2 separate regions of the Homo sapiens genome follow, and region 1 is linked to region 2. Evidence: chromatin loops called from intact Hi-C (ENCODE). Cell type or tissue: gastrocnemius medialis. All regions are shown on one strand. Each heading gives the region's core, and the rest is flanking DNA. Links, peaks and the distances in the headings are about the cores only. Region 1 has its middle 9.9 kb from the start of TMEM100. Region 2 has its middle 33 kb from the start of PCTP.

Region 1 (9,113 bases), core at 694-8,693, 52 kb after region 2:
GCGCGATCTCAGATCACTGCAAGCTCCGCCTCCGGGGTTCATGCCATTCTCCTGCCTCAGCCTCCCGAGGAGCTGGGATTACAGCCGCGCACCACCTCGCCTGGCTAATTTTTTGTATTTTTAGTAGAAACGGGGTTTCACTGTGTTAGCTAGGATGGTCTCGATCTCCTGACCTTGTGATCCGCCCGCCTCGACCTCCCAAAAAGCTAGGATTACAGGTGTAAAGCCTTGATTCTCATAGAAAGTTTTGTCTTTTATATTCAAGAATTTTGCCTGGATATATCTAGAAACATGGGGATATTTTTTCCATTTCTTTTCAGTTAATCTTTTTAAGTATCAAATTTAAATATTTCTTTGGCTCAAAATGTTCTCCTTCTATTGTTTTCACCTTTGCTTGTGTTCTTTCAGTTCCATTATATTCTCTGGAATTTCTACTTTGCATAGACTAAATCCCTTGTATTAGGAGCCCTTATTTCTTATCTTTTTCTCTCATTATTTTTATGTATTTAGATTTTACCTTCTTCATGAAAGCCAACTCTCATTTTTGGAGGTGAAAATTCTTGAATTTTATTGAGAAAAAAATTTACATCTTTACAAAATGTTCACTATTGTGTGCACACTAAATGTGAACTAATACTGCATATTTAGATGCAATTTAGTAGGAAAGAATAAGCAGTATAGGAAATGGAATGAGGCAGAAGTATTTAACAAAAGAGTGTGTATATTGAGATACCTGTCATTTGTAGCCCCTGAGATTAATTATTATCACTATTGGCCCTAGTTTCTATCATATATTCATGGAGAAGATGAGACATGAGAGGAAATTTTTTAAAAAAAGCAACAAGAAAAGCTGGAAGCAGACTTAATGTGTGCCCACAAAGATATTGTGGGACATCCTTGCAATGGAACACGATGTAGCCATTTCTGATTATCCGTTTATTGACATGAAAAGAGTTTGCCATGGATGGTTAATACAAAAAGAGAAAGTTTATACAAATTATATACAAAATATATAATCCCATTTTTATAAGAAAAATAACGTACATATTATGTAGAGAAGGCAGAGTGAAGATACAAAAAATATTGGTAGTTCTGTTGAAGGTGGAGTTGATGTGATTTTTATTTTTTACTTAGGTTTATCTATATTGTCTCATTTTTTACATTATAGCTAGGTTTTCCTGGTGCCACTAAAAAAAGAAAAAAGACAACATGATTCTTTAAAGCAATCATTTGTGTTTTAATGACTTTCAGGCATAGGCTGGGGAAAATTGCTTTTTTGTTGTTCAAAACAGTTAAATTTGCTAATTTAATACAGACTTGCAGTTGGTAGTCGGTAGAGGGCGCAGAAGAGAGAAGGAAGTGAGTGGGTAAAGCTGGTGTGTAGCTGGATTGAAAGGTTTCCTAACACTTAAAGGTTATTTTTATTTCCTTTTCACTCATTTATCCAAGAACATTTCTGAAAGATCATAGAAGCATAATTTCAGTTTGGCTATCACATCGTGAAATGTTTGGCATTATTTTATAGGGAAAGTCAAAACATATACTTTTAGTGGGTATAGGGAACTAAAAATAAATGAGTGTCTAGTTTATGCCAGGCACTGACATATAATTTATACACTGTAGTCTCCTATTGAAAATTTATTTTGAAAACTTTAATCGTAGGTTATAAACAGATTAACACAGCCTTGAGAAGGATTTTTTTCAAAGGATAGCAAATGATGTATTAAGGTTAATGAGTACTATGAGTTGGCCATGTCCCCACCCAAATTTCATCTTGAATTGTGGTTCCCATAATCCCCACATGTCCTGGGAGGAACCAGGTGGAGATAATTGAATCATGGGGGCAGTTTTCCCCATCCTGTTCTCATAATAGTGAGTTAGTTCTCATGAGATCTGATGGTTTTATAGGTAGCTTCCCCCTTCGCTGAGCATTCATTCTTCTCCTTGATGCTGCCGTGTGAAAAAAGACACGTTTGCTTTCCCTTCTGCCATGATTGTAAGTTTCCTGAGGCCTCCCCAGTCATGCTGAACTGTGAGTCAATAAAACCTCTTTCCTTTATAAATTGCCCAGTCTTGGACATGTCTTTATTAGCAGCGTGAGAACAGACTAATACAATGAGCTAAAAAGGAAATATTTAAATAAGAATTTCCATGCCTTTAGGAAAAATATAGTAAAATGCACATTGAAAAATTTTTTCAAAGTGAACATACTTTACTGGATAATATGGAAAACTGACTCAATTCTGATATAGCCAACAATAATTAAGTAGTTCTCATGTTAAGTGTTCTTACCACAATAAAATTTTAAAATAAATAAATAGATGTACCATAGTAAATCTAAACATGGATATATATTCTCCCATAGCTAAATATATGCAAAAAATAAAAACTTGTTAATTACCCTAAACCTTGTGCTACTTGTAAAAACAGATACATAGAACTCAGTGTTTTAAAAACAACATCTATCACCTCTTTCAGATGAAACATCTCCAAAGCCTATACTAAAAGGAACTTACTATTTCAAGCTTAAAAGAGGGGACCATGAAGTATAGGAAAGATTGGAAAATAAAGATTAGTCATGATACACTAAAAAGATTACAGAATGATTCAGATTGCCTTTTGAGATGATTAGAAATGCAAAGAAAATGGTAACGAGTGAGTCACTTAACCTCTTCAGGTTTCAATATGCCCAAATCTAAAGTGAAAGAGCTAGATTAGATAATTTCCAAGCCTTCTTGTTGCACTGTCAGTATATGTGTTTAGGACTTTTTGACACGTTTGTAGAGAATGTTACAGTTTTTAAGTGCTTTTGTACTCTAAGTGTTTGGGGCATGAAATGGTTAACAAGAAAGCCTGGCCAGCTGCAGCTGGTGGGGGGTGGGGGTTGATGGTGGTGAAGGGAGAAGCACAGTCCACATTTCCATGCAACAGGGGTGCTTCTTAGCTGAACACAATCTGGAAGCTAATTATTTCTGTAAAAGTAGGGAGAGTGATACTGTATATAAATCAGCTTACCACAGTGCTTGGATAGCACGGAGGCAACAGTAGTGGAATGGACAAAGTATAAAAGGAAGTCATAAAATAATCAGAGAGAGAGAGAGAGACAGAGAGTCAGAGAGAGAACGAGAGAGAGAGATGAGAGAGAGAGAGAGAGAGAGAGAGAGAGAGATACAGAGAGACTGAGAGAGACAGAGAAAGAGACAATGAAAGAGAGACAAAGCTCTTCTTGAAGGTAATAAATAATAGGAGAGGCATCCCAATGCAAAACCTGCTAATTTCCTATAACTGATATTAAGAGTCAGGAAGCAAGGAAGCAGCTGGCTGTCCTAGCACAGAGCAGAAAGGAAGAAGGACAGAAGAGGGTGCAAAGAATGGGATTTGCAGTTCCTCAAGAACAGAAAATCAGACAGGTCTGTAGCAGAGAAGGCTCCTTTAGGCCTGGTTGAGTCTTTAGCAGGAGGCATAACAGATACGGATGAGAGCGTTTGACCTTTAGGATATTCATAGTGTGCTGTACAGCATTATGTTAAGAGAATTCTTTTAACAATTATGTTGGTCTCATTCCATACTGGAGGTTCAATCATTTTCCATAAGATTTCTCACATTTATAATGTTCTGCATTAATGAAATCCTCCAGCTATTGTTAAAGTGGATGATATTGTGTGGGTGGCCCTGAACTTTCAATGTTTCCAGAGAAGGCAAATATGAGAGCAGCAACCTTTAGGTCACATTACTATAACCAGGGTTCTTCCTGCACTTTATACTTTCCCATACCTGCATAATGACCCAAATATGCAAGGAGGGCACTATTACCCCCATTTTCCAAATAAGGGAAACTGAGGCACGGAGCTGTTGACTTATTTGTCCACAGTCACAACGTTGCAAGCAGTAGAGCCAACCAAGATTGGCTAGGGTTTCTGACATCTAGTCCATCAATAACGCTTTGCTCAAGAAATGTGTATTTTATGTCTAACTATGCATTAGATGTTGTGCTTTAGTGTAGGGGACACAAAGGTTAATTCTGTACACTCGTTACTCTTAAGAAACTCTCAGTCTTTTAGATTAGAGAAGATAAACAAGCAAACAGCCACTTTCCACACTATTTTTTGAGGGCTATGATACATGTAAGCACAGAGCAGTATTTTCAGCCAGGAACATTTTCACGCCAGGGTGATTTGGCAATGTCTGAAGACATTCGTGGTTGTCACAACTGTGCAGGAGAGGAGGGGTTGCTACTGGCATAGAGTGGGTATAGGCCAGAGATGCTGCTAAACATTCTGCAACGAACAGGACAGCTCTTCACAATAAATAATTATCCAGCCCCAAATGTCAAAAGTACTCAGATTGAGAAACACTGGCATAAACATTACGGGAACATGGGGGAAGGGACCTCATGCTGCCTAGTCTGAAAATAGAGGAGGACTTACCAGGGAAGGTTTCTAGAAGCAGGTGATGCTTGAGGTAGTCATGAAAAGATGAGTAGACATCATCTTGAGCCTCCAAGAGTAGGAACCAACAAAGCATGACAAACATAAAATAATGTGTTGTTTGTGATTTGTAATTTGATCCAAGCTGGAGCTGAGACTGGAAAGAAAGGGAGAGGCCAGCTCATGGGAAGACTTGTGTGTCATGTAGAGATTCTAGACCTCAGATGAGGGGGAATCATGGATGGGTTTTAAAGAGGGGTGAGGCCGGATTTGCAAACTTGATAGCTTTCTGTATTAGCATTAAGCAGAGGATCTCAAACTTCATATGGATGCAGATAAAAAACACAAGTTTCTGACCTTTCAACACACACACACACACACACACACACACACACACACACACACACACACTATCCTGATGCAGTAATGTAGTAGGTCTGGGGTGGAGCCCAGAAACCTGTATTTTTTGCAAGCACCCTGTGTGATTCTGAGGCAGGTAGCACAAATCCTCCCTGGTGTACAGGACATATTTGACAGTGGTAAGATTGTAACCTTACCAAAAAGAAAATAAGAAAATTTGGAGAAGAGAGGAATATACAGTGTTACGTTTTTCTCTGCTTATGAGAACTGTGTGCTTATAAAGGAATCCACTGCACTGATGGAGGTCACACAGCAGCACAGCAGCTTCTTTCTGGATTCCGTGGGCTGGGAAGGGAGGTGCTCTAAGGAAATGCACAGTCCATGTGATCAGAGCACACCCTCTTGGCAGCCTCAGGGGAGCCCAGTTGCTTCTACAAAACCCGTGAAAGTTCTCTGTCCAAAAGCCTTGTTGGTCCCGCGGTACATGCTTCCTGTTCCCAGAGAGATTCACCCTTGGGCTTTCCTATCAGTCTTCCCTAAAGTTGGCTGCTCCTGTGTCCTGTCACATAAAACTGTGAACCGAGGTCTCCGACTTACGTCATGTCAGTCACAGCAGGGTGAGGCTCCACAAGTGTGAGTTCTGGCCCCTGCTGCTTTCCTTTCAAATGCAGTTTACAGTTTATTATGGTATTGGACACCCCATGCTCCTTACTGCATTGGCTTTGGGTAAGAAGGAGTGAAAATTAGTGTGCGAACCTGAAAACCTAGAATTTCTGATTGGGACTGAAGAAAACCTTTGTGCTGCAGTCAGTCCCCGAGCCAGACGCCTGTGACTCTCTTCACATGGAAATAGATGACTATCCACAGTAAAAGGTCAGTGGCTTTGCTGACAGATGTTGCATCAGGGAATATTTTTTTAAAAAAGAGGCTTCCTACAGCTGTTCTGGTAGCTTGTGTAGTAGTGTTAGCTATTTCCCCAAGTTGTCTTGTCTCAGTTCTCTGATATTCTGAGCCCAGATAGGATTTTTTTTTCTAAGAAAAGAATAATGAAGTATCTACAGATGGAATCCTGAGATCTGACAATAGAGCACTCAGAAGTTGGGTGACTTGCCCAAGCCACAAAGAGGAAAAGAATCAAACTCAAGTTTCTCGACTTTCAGTTAATGGCTAATTTTAATTGCATAATATTGGAGAGTCAGAAATGTTCATTTTATTGTGGAAGCGATCCAAAACCTCATGCTATAACCTAGATTCTAGAAAAAGGATGATCAAGCCCTATTAGCGCTGTAAAAATAAGGTAATCAAGCCCTATCAGTGCTGTAAAGAAAGTTTTGCAAACTAAGTTAAACTTAGAAAATAAATAGCAAGAAATAAATCAGGGAAGCAAGGTTTCCCTGAGACTACTGAGTCCATCATACTGGAAGTCATCCAAAGTTATCAACAGCAGATTCATTAACTGGGTACAAATGTACAGCTGGAATTCAAAGTAGACTCGGTGCCCTTCTGTGTGCCCTGATGGAAGAAACATCGTGTTCTCATTCTGTGGCTGTGTACTCTCTGGGGATCATTGGTTTTACCAAGTTTTTACATTGCTTTTTCAAAGACAATAATGCCTGTTTCCTGTATAGTTTATTTAAGTAAACAAGAAGGAGACAGCAAAGTTCTGTCTCCTTTACAAAACGAGACTTTAAAAATTTTATCTAAAGAAAGAGAGCAAGAGATCTGTTCTCTGCATTGTTCCATAAGATAAGTTCATTAGATAAACAGTTCTATTTTGAACTCAGTTCAGCTGGGCAAAGTGTTCTGTTTCCTACTACCCACACACATCGTGAATATCAAAGACTTTTTAAGAGGATAAAAATGCTCCCAAAAGATTTGTTGAGCTAGTTCTATCCTCAATTAATATAACACTACAGAGGTTCTGTGGGAAGGCAATGGCATTTTTTTTTCTGGTGAAGCAATCATTTTAAAACCCAAGAGATTATTTGAAGGCAAGTTTACTCCTTATGAGCTACAGAAAGCATGCCATCATTTGAACACAGAAACAATATTCCACAGGGATTAGGAAGACATGCTTTGGCATCAATCAGACTTTGGTTCTAGTCCTAGGCACCATTTTCCAAATGTAATTGAATAATTACTATAATTACTATTCATTTATAAATTACTATTTATCATTATAATGATAAGGAATAATTAATGTACTTAGCACTAAATATCTGGGTACTTTAAAATAATCCATTTAAATAATTATCTAAGTTTTAAATTTACATCCGATTTCAATGTAGAGTCATTATTTTATTTATTCATTGACTTATTTGGCAATGACTTTCTAAGCATGCAAAATTGTTGATAATGTCCTTGAGGAACTGACAGATGATTTCCCAACCAACATGTTCATGGTAAACCCCTCAACATAAAGGCTTGCTTCCATTGCATGAGGCCCAAAACAGGACATTCCAAAATAAATCTGTAGTGGATTTGGATTGCTATTTTTTTAAAGTATTCACTCATGGGGGCAACATAAAATTAGTTCTTAGTAAGGCAAAAGCGTTTCTCCATATGTGAAGTGGCAAGACAAGAACCTTCTATATATTCCTTCCTCATGAGTAGTACCTTAGAGTAGTAACCACTGGAGAAAATATTTTCATTACCAGAAGATATCTATGTAGTGCTTATTTTAAAATAATGTCTAACACTGTAAAAAAGAATTGCATAGTTATGTTCTTATTTTCAAGCAATTTAAAATTGAATGTATCATCAATAAATTCTTTGCATATGGTCAGTAAAAATAAAGTCTCAAATTGGAATACTTAAATTTTTTTTATTCTATGCAAAACATTAGCAATCTCACAGCTGGTGTGTATATATTGTATGTGTGTCAGCAAAATTGTGTGTGTGTGCATATGCATATGGAATGAAGTGAATTATAAAATTATTCATAATTTTACTCGAAATTTTATTTGTGAGCCTATGACAGAATTTTTTGACAATTCACACAATGCATCATAACTTACTAGTTAGGCAGTAATGCCAACCTTCTCTAGCATTTGCCTCTCCACCGGAGAAGTGAATAGCTACGCTAACAAAATTATCACATATTCCTCGCCCCACATCTACTCCTTGTCCTGACCTATTTCTGCTCACAGCAACCTCAAGCTATTAATTACTTAGTTTAAAACCTTACAAACTCCTCTCCCTTGATAACTTTCCCCACTTGAAATTCATTGCTGAGTTTTGCTGATTCTACCATTGCAGTGATTTCCTACCTGTCCGCGTTTGCCAATATCAGGTGCCCATTGCCTCTTACCTGGACAATCACAGAGGCATCCCAACTGGTGTCTCAACCTGCTTTCCCTCTTCCCCATATTGACTTTCCCTAGGACATGCCAACACTCTATAAAGTCAGGCTACTGTTTATAATGCACAGAGCTCACTGTGCAATCCTGTTCAAAACCACATTGCTCTCAAAAGAAAGTCCAAACTCGCCATCGAGGCGATAATCCGACCATAAACTATTTCCGGTCTTATTTTGACTGCTCTCTGCCTGCCCTGTGCTCTTTAAAATTCTGCCAAACAGGCTACTCAGTGCTCTTTGTAGAAGACTTGCACTTTTCAAAGCTATGCTTGAATACAGGCTGTTTCTTCCACCTAGAATCATGTTCTTTCCTTTTCTATTTATAATGTTAAATGCCTGTGTGCCATGAAGATTCCAACCTCCACCACCCCCTACCCCCTACACACACACACCCCTGGGCCTGAATTGATTTCATCTTCCCTGGGCCTTCCACAGCCGTTTGTTATTCCTTCAAGAAAAGGATTACCCACGTTGGTGTCCCTGTGACTTTCCTGTTCTGGATGGTAAACTCCATGAAAGCAGAGACCATGCTTTGCCCACTGTTTTGCATCTGCTCAGCTAGAGCATTTAGCAAGTTCCTGGCACCCAAAGGAGCACAGGAACTAAAATGCTTCTGAAGGCAGAGGAATGGCCTGGGTGACTTTTGAAGTGGCCTGACTGCTATGGCATCTTCCACGGATTCCGCAGGTACCAGGCCTATGTCTGTCCCGGCCTCAAACCTACCCAAATCTGCTTAGTAATGCAGCTCTATTTTAATGCTCAGATGTATACAAGGCAAAATACATGGCTTAATCATTCTAGAAGCAGTAGGCACCCCTTTTCAGAGCACTTTTCCCAAACTAAATCTAGTTAGAGGATATCACCCTGAACCCAAGAAAATGAGACTTAAGCTAAACTTAGGAAAATGTACATAATATAATTTTAAAAATGAATTCCTCACAACACAACATAGAAGAAGAAAGAGGTAC
Region 2 (9,113 bases), core at 293-8,292:
TTTTTCAGTAAAATTCTGACTATATAATCACTAGCAATCATAAGTATAATAAGTCTATACATAATTATAAATATGTAAATACTGGATCATAAGTTCCATGAGGTCAAAGATGATGTTTATTTATCTCTGAATAGCCAATGCCCAACTTGGTTCATGGCACAGAGTTAGCCCTTGATAAATCTTTGTTGAGTAAATAAATAACATAATCCCCATAAGTAAATATGGGGTTTGGCTAAAGAAGCCAATAATATGGTCTCTAATCAGTTAGTAACATAGGAGAAGGTGTTCCATAGAAGGAAGGAACCACAATTCACCAGAGATCAATATATCAGAGGCTTGTCAGTTTGTTAAAGACAAGAATAAACTGAAACTTGCCTTGATGCATATTCTGACACACACTACAAAAGGATGTGGAGAGGTTAAAGTTAGCATGGTACAAATCATTAAGAACTAGTGTGAAGTCCTTCATTTTGGTTGGTAATCAATTACACAAGTACAGAATAAGGAACCTGTTGCTTGGCAGAGTTTAGATATATAAAATTCGGAAGAGAGGTAGAAAGGAAATTGGTTATTACAATCCAGTAGTATAAATATGTGGTTTTAAAAGGATAAACCAGACTTAGACAGCATTGATAGAAAAATAGAGAGAGAGTACAAGCAGTAACAGTCCCATTGTACTCTGAGTGTCCCTCTCAACTCTGAGGGCCATATTATATGACAGTGCTGTTGAATAAATGCTATGTGCCGAGAAGAATAGAGAAGGGAATTTTAGGGGATAAGGGGTCAGAAAATTATTGTACATTATGATCATTAAAGGAACTGAGGATGTTTAGACTGAGGAGGAAACAACAATGGAGAATGTGGTAATTATCTTTAAATATCTGACGTGCTGACTGATCGAAAAGACAGTGGAGATAATGGCTTCAAGATGGTAGATAAGATGACCTATAAAAACATACACATATTGATATAAAACAGAAATATATTCACGGCCGGGTGTGGTGGCTCATGCCTGTAATCCCAGCACTTTGAGAGGCCGAGGCCAGTGGATTGCTTGAGGTCAGGAGCTCAAGGCCAGCCTGGAAAACATGGTGAAACCCAGTATTTACTAAAAATACAAAAATTCACCGGGTATGGTGGCGTGTGCCTGTAATCCCAGCTACTCAGGAGGCTGAGGCAGGGATAATTGCTTGAACCCAGGAGGTGAAGTTTGCAGTGAGCTGATTTCATGCCACCGCACTCCAGCCTGGGTGACAGAGCAAGACTCCATCTCAAAAAATATATATATATATTCATATTTTATATACTTAAAAAATATAAAATATTACTACACACACAAACGCATGTATAAATACATTCATAAGAATTAAAACACAAGGATTGGAACATAAGAGTTTTCACATTTTGTGGTCCAGAAACAAGCAGAAAACGCATGAGATAAAATTGCAGAAAAAGCTATAGCTTAGGACATTGGTGGAAAGTGCAGCTCTTAAAGATGAGAAAAACAATGAAGACGATCGATGTTCGGAGGTAGTCTACCTCTGGGGTCTCTGATGAGAGCAGTAAGGTAGCCAGGTTAACTAACCAGTCTACCACACACACACACACACACACACATGCTCACACATGCATATGCACAAGCACACACATACACACATATGCCAGAAACAGATGAATCTGCCTTGAGATGTATTTTCTCATGAATGTGGGAGCTTGAGACAGAAAGATGGGGTAATTCCTAGGTACAGGTGATGCAGGATCCTATCCCTGGAAGCATGGCTGATGGTACCAGGAGCCCCATTGCTCTCATTGGAAACGGTGGAGAGGGAGCCACAGTGATAGCTCTCAGATCTGCTCTCAAATAAGCAGAAAGTTAAACTTGCAATCTTAACTGCACAAGATGACCACAAAATGAAGACACACTAAACATCCAAGAAAAGCCTATTGCACAAAAGAGGTAATAAACTTGATAAATAGAACTTACACCCAAAGAGATAGAGTTAACAGAACAATTTTAACTGGATTTGAGAAAAAGAATAGACACTTTCTATATTATTTCTGACAGTAAATCTGAGGTCAATAGATGAAAGTAACAGATAGGCAGATGTCAGCATAGCATAAAGTGAGAACTTTTCTTTTTTTTTAATTATACTTTAAGTTCTAGGGTACATGTGCACAACGTGCAAGTTTGTTACATATGTATACATGTGCCATGTTGGTGTGCTGCACCCATTAACTCATCATTTACATTAGGTATCTTTTCAAATAATTATGTTCATTCAACAATGGACTTCAACAGAGTATACACAAGCTCTACTCTTGACTCTATCACACATGGCTATTTTATTCTATTTTATTTTGGGGACAGAGTCTTGCTCTGTCGCCTAGGCTGGAGTGCAGTGGTGATCTTGGCTCACTGCAACCTCCACTACCTCCCGGGTTCAAGTTATTTTCGTGCCTCAGCTCCCGAGTAGCTGGGATTACAGGCCTGCGCCACCACGCCTAGCTAATTTTTGTACTTTTTGGTAGAGAAGGGGTTTTGCCATGTTGGCCAGGCTGGTCTTGAACTCTTGGCCTCAAGTGATCTGCCTGCCTCGGCCCCCCAAAGTGTTGGGATTACAGGCATGAGCCACCGTGCCCAGCCCACATATGGCATTTTAATCAAACACTCACTGAAAGATACAGAAAGGTGCATTATCAAAGAGCAGCTGAGCTAAATTTAAAACAAAACAGCTGAACCAATATACTAAAATTAATTAGCCTAGATACAACAGAACCAAGAACAAATAACCTATAAATATGGAGCCTGGTACAAAGTAGCCCTATAATCAATATTTGTCAAATAAACTGAAGCATCATCAGGGCAAATGCATGTCCATCTTGTTCACCAGCAAAAGGACAGATATTTTGTTCACTGAATTTTCATTCTAATAGGGAAGATAGCTAACAAATAAATCTGTGATATAAATGTAGGTAGTGATAATTGCTATGAAGAAAAAACAAAACTGGGTAAGGTGTGAGAGAATAATGTGTGATCATTTTGTTTGGTTTGGTTTGTTTTAGAGAGAGACGACTTTGGAGAGGAAAACATTTGAGCAAGATCTAAATAAATGAGGCATTGCTTCAGTTATCTATCACTACATAGATCTTACTGGCTTAAAACAGTATTATCTTGCAGTTCCAGTGTGTCTTGGCTTAGCTAAGTCCTCTGGCTTAGCCTGTCTCACAGGGCAGCAATCAAGAGGTCTTCTGAAGCTGCAGTCACTGCCAAGCTCTATTGAGAAGGATCTTCTTCTAATCTCACTCAGGAGGCTGTTGGAAGGATTTAGTTCCTCCCAAACTGCTGAACTGAGGGTCTCAGCTACTAGTTGGCTCTTGGCCAGAGGCCTTGTCACATTGACCTTCCATAGGACACTCATAATTAGCAACTTGCTTCATGAGAGAAAGCAAGTGAGACAATCCAGACAGAGAAAGTGAGCAAGAATGGACGAAGGCAGAGTATTTTACAATTTAATCTTGGATGTAACATCCCATCACTCTTGCTCTATTCTTTAGAGGCAAGTCACCAGGTCCACTCCACATACAGAGGAGGGCATTACACAAAGAAGTGAATATACAGATGTGGGGATTATTGGGAGCCGTGTCAGAAAGCTGCATACCATAGGCAGTGTGCTATATACAGATGTGGGGAAGAGCATTCCAGATGTTGGGGACAGTAAATGCAAAGACCACTGTATGTTTGAGGAACAGATAAAAGACTAGAGAGGAATAAGTCAAGGAGGAAGTGGAGCTTGAAGAGCAGGCATGGGCCAGATCGTAAGTAATATGGAATTTTTTAGGTCTCAGTAGTTTGGATTTGATTATAAGTATAAAGAAAAGACTTTGGATGCATTACAGCAGAAGAGGTTAAACCTTTCTTTTATGAAATCATAGTGATGGTAAATGGTATATTGGATTTACTTTTTATTTGTCTTATTTTTAATGACCTTTCTATGGGGAAGCTGACAATTACATGTCAGCTGCTCCCTGTATTATGAAAAATATTTTATTTTACTGGTTCTTAATACCCCAAGTCTGACAAGCTAGTGATCTATAAGGAGATTATTTGAAATCAGATTGTTTAGAATTTGACTTCCTCAATGTTGTTTAGGGAAGAATAATTCATTGATATTATTATTATTATGGTTGTTATTATTATTACACTGCAATTGGTTGAGCTTGTGCCATGTCAACCTTATGCAAAAGCCAGGGACAACAAAAAGTTGGGATGGGAAGAAATATGGTGGACGCAATCCTGACTGTGTATGTGGAGCCATTGGGGGAAGGTCTCCTACAGCCACAGATATTTAGGGAGTAGAAAGGAGGCCGTCTACTTCCTGCTGGAGAACAAACACTTAGATTGCCAATTCCTTCTCCCTAGTTATCTGGGTCAGTTAATCCCAGCTCACAGCTGCCAGCTGAGCTCTTCCCTGGCCAAGCTGCTCTGCTTTGAAATTCTCCCCCAGGCCACCTCGCCCAATGATGTCAGACGGGGTGAGTGGCCCGCCAGCCCTCCCCTCTCACAAGATGATGTGCAAGAGGAAACGCATGCTGTCTTTGCTCAGGAAACATCTGGTTGATCCGCTAGTCCTCAAGCGGGTCACTGGCTGTTTTATAAGTTAGTGGAACAGAATAGGATGGGAAGACATGGAGCTTCAGCGATTACTCAACCTCGCCATCAAGTTACAAACTAAAATGAGAGGTGAGGAAACGGCCTCCCTGGCAGGCGCTCTCCAGGGACTCGGCACCGTCGCTGAAGTCACATTTCCTAGCTTGTAATGGAAAACGAATGCTGTTTACAACAGCTTAAAGTAGCCGAAATGGGAACATGAGCCAAACTGTGTAGTGAAGGGCGAACTCCTACTTGGAAGCTTTCAGCAGTCCAGTAATTATTCAATACCAGGCCTAAAATATAGGCTCCCCATGAAGAATATCATTCACTCTCCCTTGGAAAATGAACCACCACATTCACTGGTAAGCAGAATCCATGACCACTTAAAAGCAGATCCAGCCCCTCATAAGCTGTTTGACATAAAACAAAAGTTGCTGTATGCCCTGCATGGAGTTCTAAGTGCTGTTTTTGTCCTGATTGGTTTCCATTGACTTTTTCTCAGTTTATGAACCACTAGAGAGGAATTGGATAAGATAGATTAGAGAAAATGAATTCGGCGTGCTGTCCTTCCACCCACAGTCCCCTCCCCATATCTGTCCATGGGGGATACAGGTTTTCTTCTTTCAGGATTCTGGCCTGCAAATGAAAAGATCTTCTCTTCTAGCCCTGTTTTGCCTCCAGCCTCTCTCCCTTCCCTAAGTTACATCAGTAATATCATTCTGTTGAGTAGACTTTTACGGGGCTAGTATGAGCTCTCCAACGGTGTTAAATCAGAATGAAAAATCAAAAAAATTAATAAAGAACAAAACCCTGGAAAACAAAGCAATTCTAGCTTTAAAAAAAAGAACTAAAAATTTGTCCTCAGTGTTCCCTCTTTGGTAAAAATTAGGTGGAACACAAGATTGAGAATACATTTTTTTTTGGACCTATCTTTCAGGCATTATTGGTCAAATTGAGATCATGGGACTTTGAGCTTGTTGCCCCACCATTGATTCATTTATTCCTTCAGCAGATACTTTAGAATATTTTTGTGCTCTATCTATTGAGTATATAATTTGGGAATGAGACAAAGTTCTGTACCCTTTTGGAGCTGAAATAAATGAACAGAAAATAAATACATTTAATAGAAAGTATTACATGCTATGCAGACAAGGTAAGGAATAGGGATTGACTTCAACTGCAAAACTTCTCAGAGGAGGGGACATTTAAACAACGACTTGCATGATTTAAAGATTTCAGGCTTGTGTGGATCAGGGAGCAGGGCACTCTGGGCAGAGAGGACAACTGGTACAATGACTGATGTAAAAACAAGCTTGGCACATTGATGGAACAGAAGGAAGATTAAAAGTGTTGGAATGTGAGGGGGAATGTGGAAGCATGGGATCTAGGATCAAAGAAGCCTAGCTTTGAGTTCCCAGTCTACCACCTAACTAGCCAAGTTACCTTAAGCACATTATTTAGCCTCTCTGAGCCTATATTCATCATCAGTAAGTTGGAGATAGTATTTCCTATCTCATCAAAGACTAAGCTGTAAGTAAAGCATCCAATCTAGTGCCTCGCACACAATAAGAGCTTCAAAATGTTAAATCTTTTTCCTTATCTGAGAACACTGGGCTCTCACCAAGTATAATGTTTAATCTTATGTGTCAACTTGACTAGGCTATGGGCTGTCCAGATATTTGGTAAAACATTATTCTGAGTGTGACTGTAGGGGTGTTTGAGGATAAGATTAATGTTTGAATTGAGTAGCTGATGGCTGTCCCCAATATAGGAGGTTCTCATCCAGTCAGCTGAAAGCCTGAATCGAACAAAAAGGCTGACCCTCTTCTGAGGAAGGGGCAATGCCTCCTGCCTGACTGCTTTGAGCTGAGATACTGGTGTTTCTGGCCTTCAGACTTGAACTGAAACATAATTTATTTGACTTTCCAGCTTGCCAGCTTTTGGACTGGAACTATATCATGAGGTCTCCTGGGTCTCCAGCTTGCCAACTGAAGGTTTTGGGACTTCTCGGCCTCCATAATTGTATGAGCCAATTCCATAATTCCACACATACATGTACACACACACACACACACACACAATCAGGTGCTGTTTAACAACAGAATACATACTGAGAAATGTGTCAGGTGATTTGGTCATTGTGCAAACATCATAGTGTATACTTACACAAACCTAGATGGTATAGCCTACTACAAAAATAGGCTATATGGAGTAACCCGTTTTCCTAGGCTACAAACCTGTACATGTTTTAATTGCCTACAGTATTCAGTACTCAATGGTATGTATTAGTGTAGCTTAAAAAGGTGCATTAAAAATATAGGATTATAATCTTATGGCACCACTGCCATACATATTGTTGGGGTTTTTAGTTTATTTTGTTTATTTGTTTTTAGTTAGTGGTATGAATTGGAATGCAGTCTGTTGTTGACTGAAACATCATGATGTGGTGCATGACAAGGTGTATATCCTGATGGTTTTGTTTATCTGGAGAACCTGGACTAATACAGTGTCTATCAAAGGTGATTCATAGAAGTAGCTCCAATCTGAAGGTGCTGGATTTCATTTATTCAGCACCATCATAGATTAAGTTTTTTCTAAATCCAAGGAATATCTTAGAGGGAATAGATTTATAGTAAGCCTTCAATTTTGACAGAAATTTCACAAAAGTTGGGGAAGATTTCCAACATAGACAAAAAGAGTAGCCTGAGGCAAAGCATGGGGCAGGAGAACGGGAGGCAGATAGAGATGTACAATTGGGAGTAACAGCTAATAACAGCCAACATTTATTGATCACATTAAATGAAACTGGAACAAGTCAGAAATTTGCAGATCACTTATTGTTTGGCACAGGCCAGGAGATCCAAAGTCTATAGATGAGGAGGATTTGAGCTGGTTCCTGATCTCCTGGTCCAAAGGGACACTCTTTTTGAGCTATTCATGAGTTGGTATAGGCAAAGCTGCTATTTTTTTTTTTTTTTTTACATGCTGTGGCTTAAATAAGAAAGAAGTCTATTTCTCTCTCTTGTAACAGTCCAAGGGAGGCAGAGTTATTTTGTCATCCTTAATCCTAGGCTTTCATCCTTGATTCCAGGGCATTTGTTCCAGTTCTCATCATTTCCCAGACATGGTGAAGGAGGCAAGAACAAGCTGAGTTCATACCTTTTCCTTTTAAGATCCTGAGCTGGAAGTGGCACATATTATTTATGCTCATATGATATTGGCCAGAATTACATACCATGGCCACACTTTACTGCAAGGGTGGCTGGGTGGCTGTGCACTCAGCTAAAATGCACTGACTTTGCAATCATAAGATACAATAACACAACAACTAAGCAGTATGCTATATGAGTGACTCCAAGTTTTCTACATGTCATGCCAGGTCCATTGCTAAGCAGTGGACTACATGAATGTGGGGCAGATTCTTCCATTCAGGAATTATAGCAGTCTGCAGAGGACATGGAATATGTGCACAAGTGTTTATAATAATCAGAAAGGATGCAACCACCATCGGATGGAAGGAAAATGTAATACTTTAAGAGCTTGTAGCAAACTGCTCATTGTCCTACAGGATCTGTTGTCTACTAATTCTAAAGTCACTGCATCCCACCTTTATGTACTCCACTGCCTGGCAGTGGGCCTGGCATATCACACAGGAAACTTAGAAAGTTTACATAGTGTACTTACATAGTGTACTGTTTAATTGTTGTTCCATTATTATATCTTATGAAATGCAGCATCTATTATGTGTATCCAAAGAGACACACATGGACATACACATATATAAATAGATGAGCAATGTAAATAATTTTTCTGAAGTCCTCCCATTTTGTTGGTTCTAAACTCTGCAACCTAAACAAACAATATGTTATGCTTCTGTCTTCTCAAGCAAAAAAAAAAAAAAAAGTTCTTCCTTGCAGTTAAGGATGAATATAAAAAAAAGGAACTTGGGGAAAGTGGACCTGCTTACATTTTTTTGCCTTTCATTTTTTCTCTCCCACTTCTGGCCCCTTAAATGGCTCTGCTCTGATGGGCTGCATGATGCAGATGTGTGGGAGGGTATGCTGCGCCCCAACATGGGCCAATAGAGACAGAGGGGATGTGCATGGGTGGTCCCCTCCCTCCAGCCTTTTGTTTTTCAGTTAAACTTCAGAAGCTGATGTTCCACTTTGGAAACTTGATTTAAGTATGGGCTACTCTGCATGCTGCCTCACAATGGAGAGGATTCAAAGTAATAGGGCTTAAAGCACCTTGAGTAGCCCCACACAATGCTACTGGAGAGGCTGTCAGAGATGCTGGGGAATCATGGAGAAAAATGAATGGTGTTAAGAATAATACATATTTTTAGGTCACTCCTCAATCTCAAATCTTTCAAAGCTTATTGAGACTCTTGGGATAAAGTCCCAAATCCTTGCCATTGCTCTCAGGACCCTACATGGCTTGTCTACTTCTCCAGCCACATACA

Evidence for each region. Hi-C counts contacts between places; a loop is a spot of excess contacts. Peaks named below come from ENCODE experiments on the same cell type or tissue, not always from the same donor. Only the 100,000 strongest peaks of a DNase experiment are listed, where the experiment ranks them.
Region 1: it touches region 2 in a loop (4-fold over the local background); 14 of 110 quality-filtered maps call a loop at or near these places.

Annotation. Positions count from the first base shown.
Region 1 is chr17:55,728,218-55,737,330 of GRCh38, reverse strand. It overlaps a transcript of TMEM100 not described here. Among named protein-coding and RNA genes, the nearest start is that of TMEM100, 9.9 kb to the right of the region's middle. In gastrocnemius medialis, for the core only: CTCF peaks have their summits at 1,135 and 1,344 (motif pointing right); DNase peaks (open chromatin) are centred at 1,332, 4,210, 5,190 and 5,630; H3K4me3 peaks cover 701 bases; H3K27ac peaks cover 4,306 bases.
Region 2 is chr17:55,779,532-55,788,644 of GRCh38, reverse strand. It overlaps a transcript of PCTP not described here. Among named protein-coding and RNA genes, the nearest start is that of PCTP, 33 kb to the right of the region's middle. In gastrocnemius medialis, for the core only: no CTCF peak of the experiment used is centred there; a DNase peak (open chromatin) is centred at 4,624; H3K4me3 peaks cover 351 bases; H3K27ac peaks cover 3,476 bases.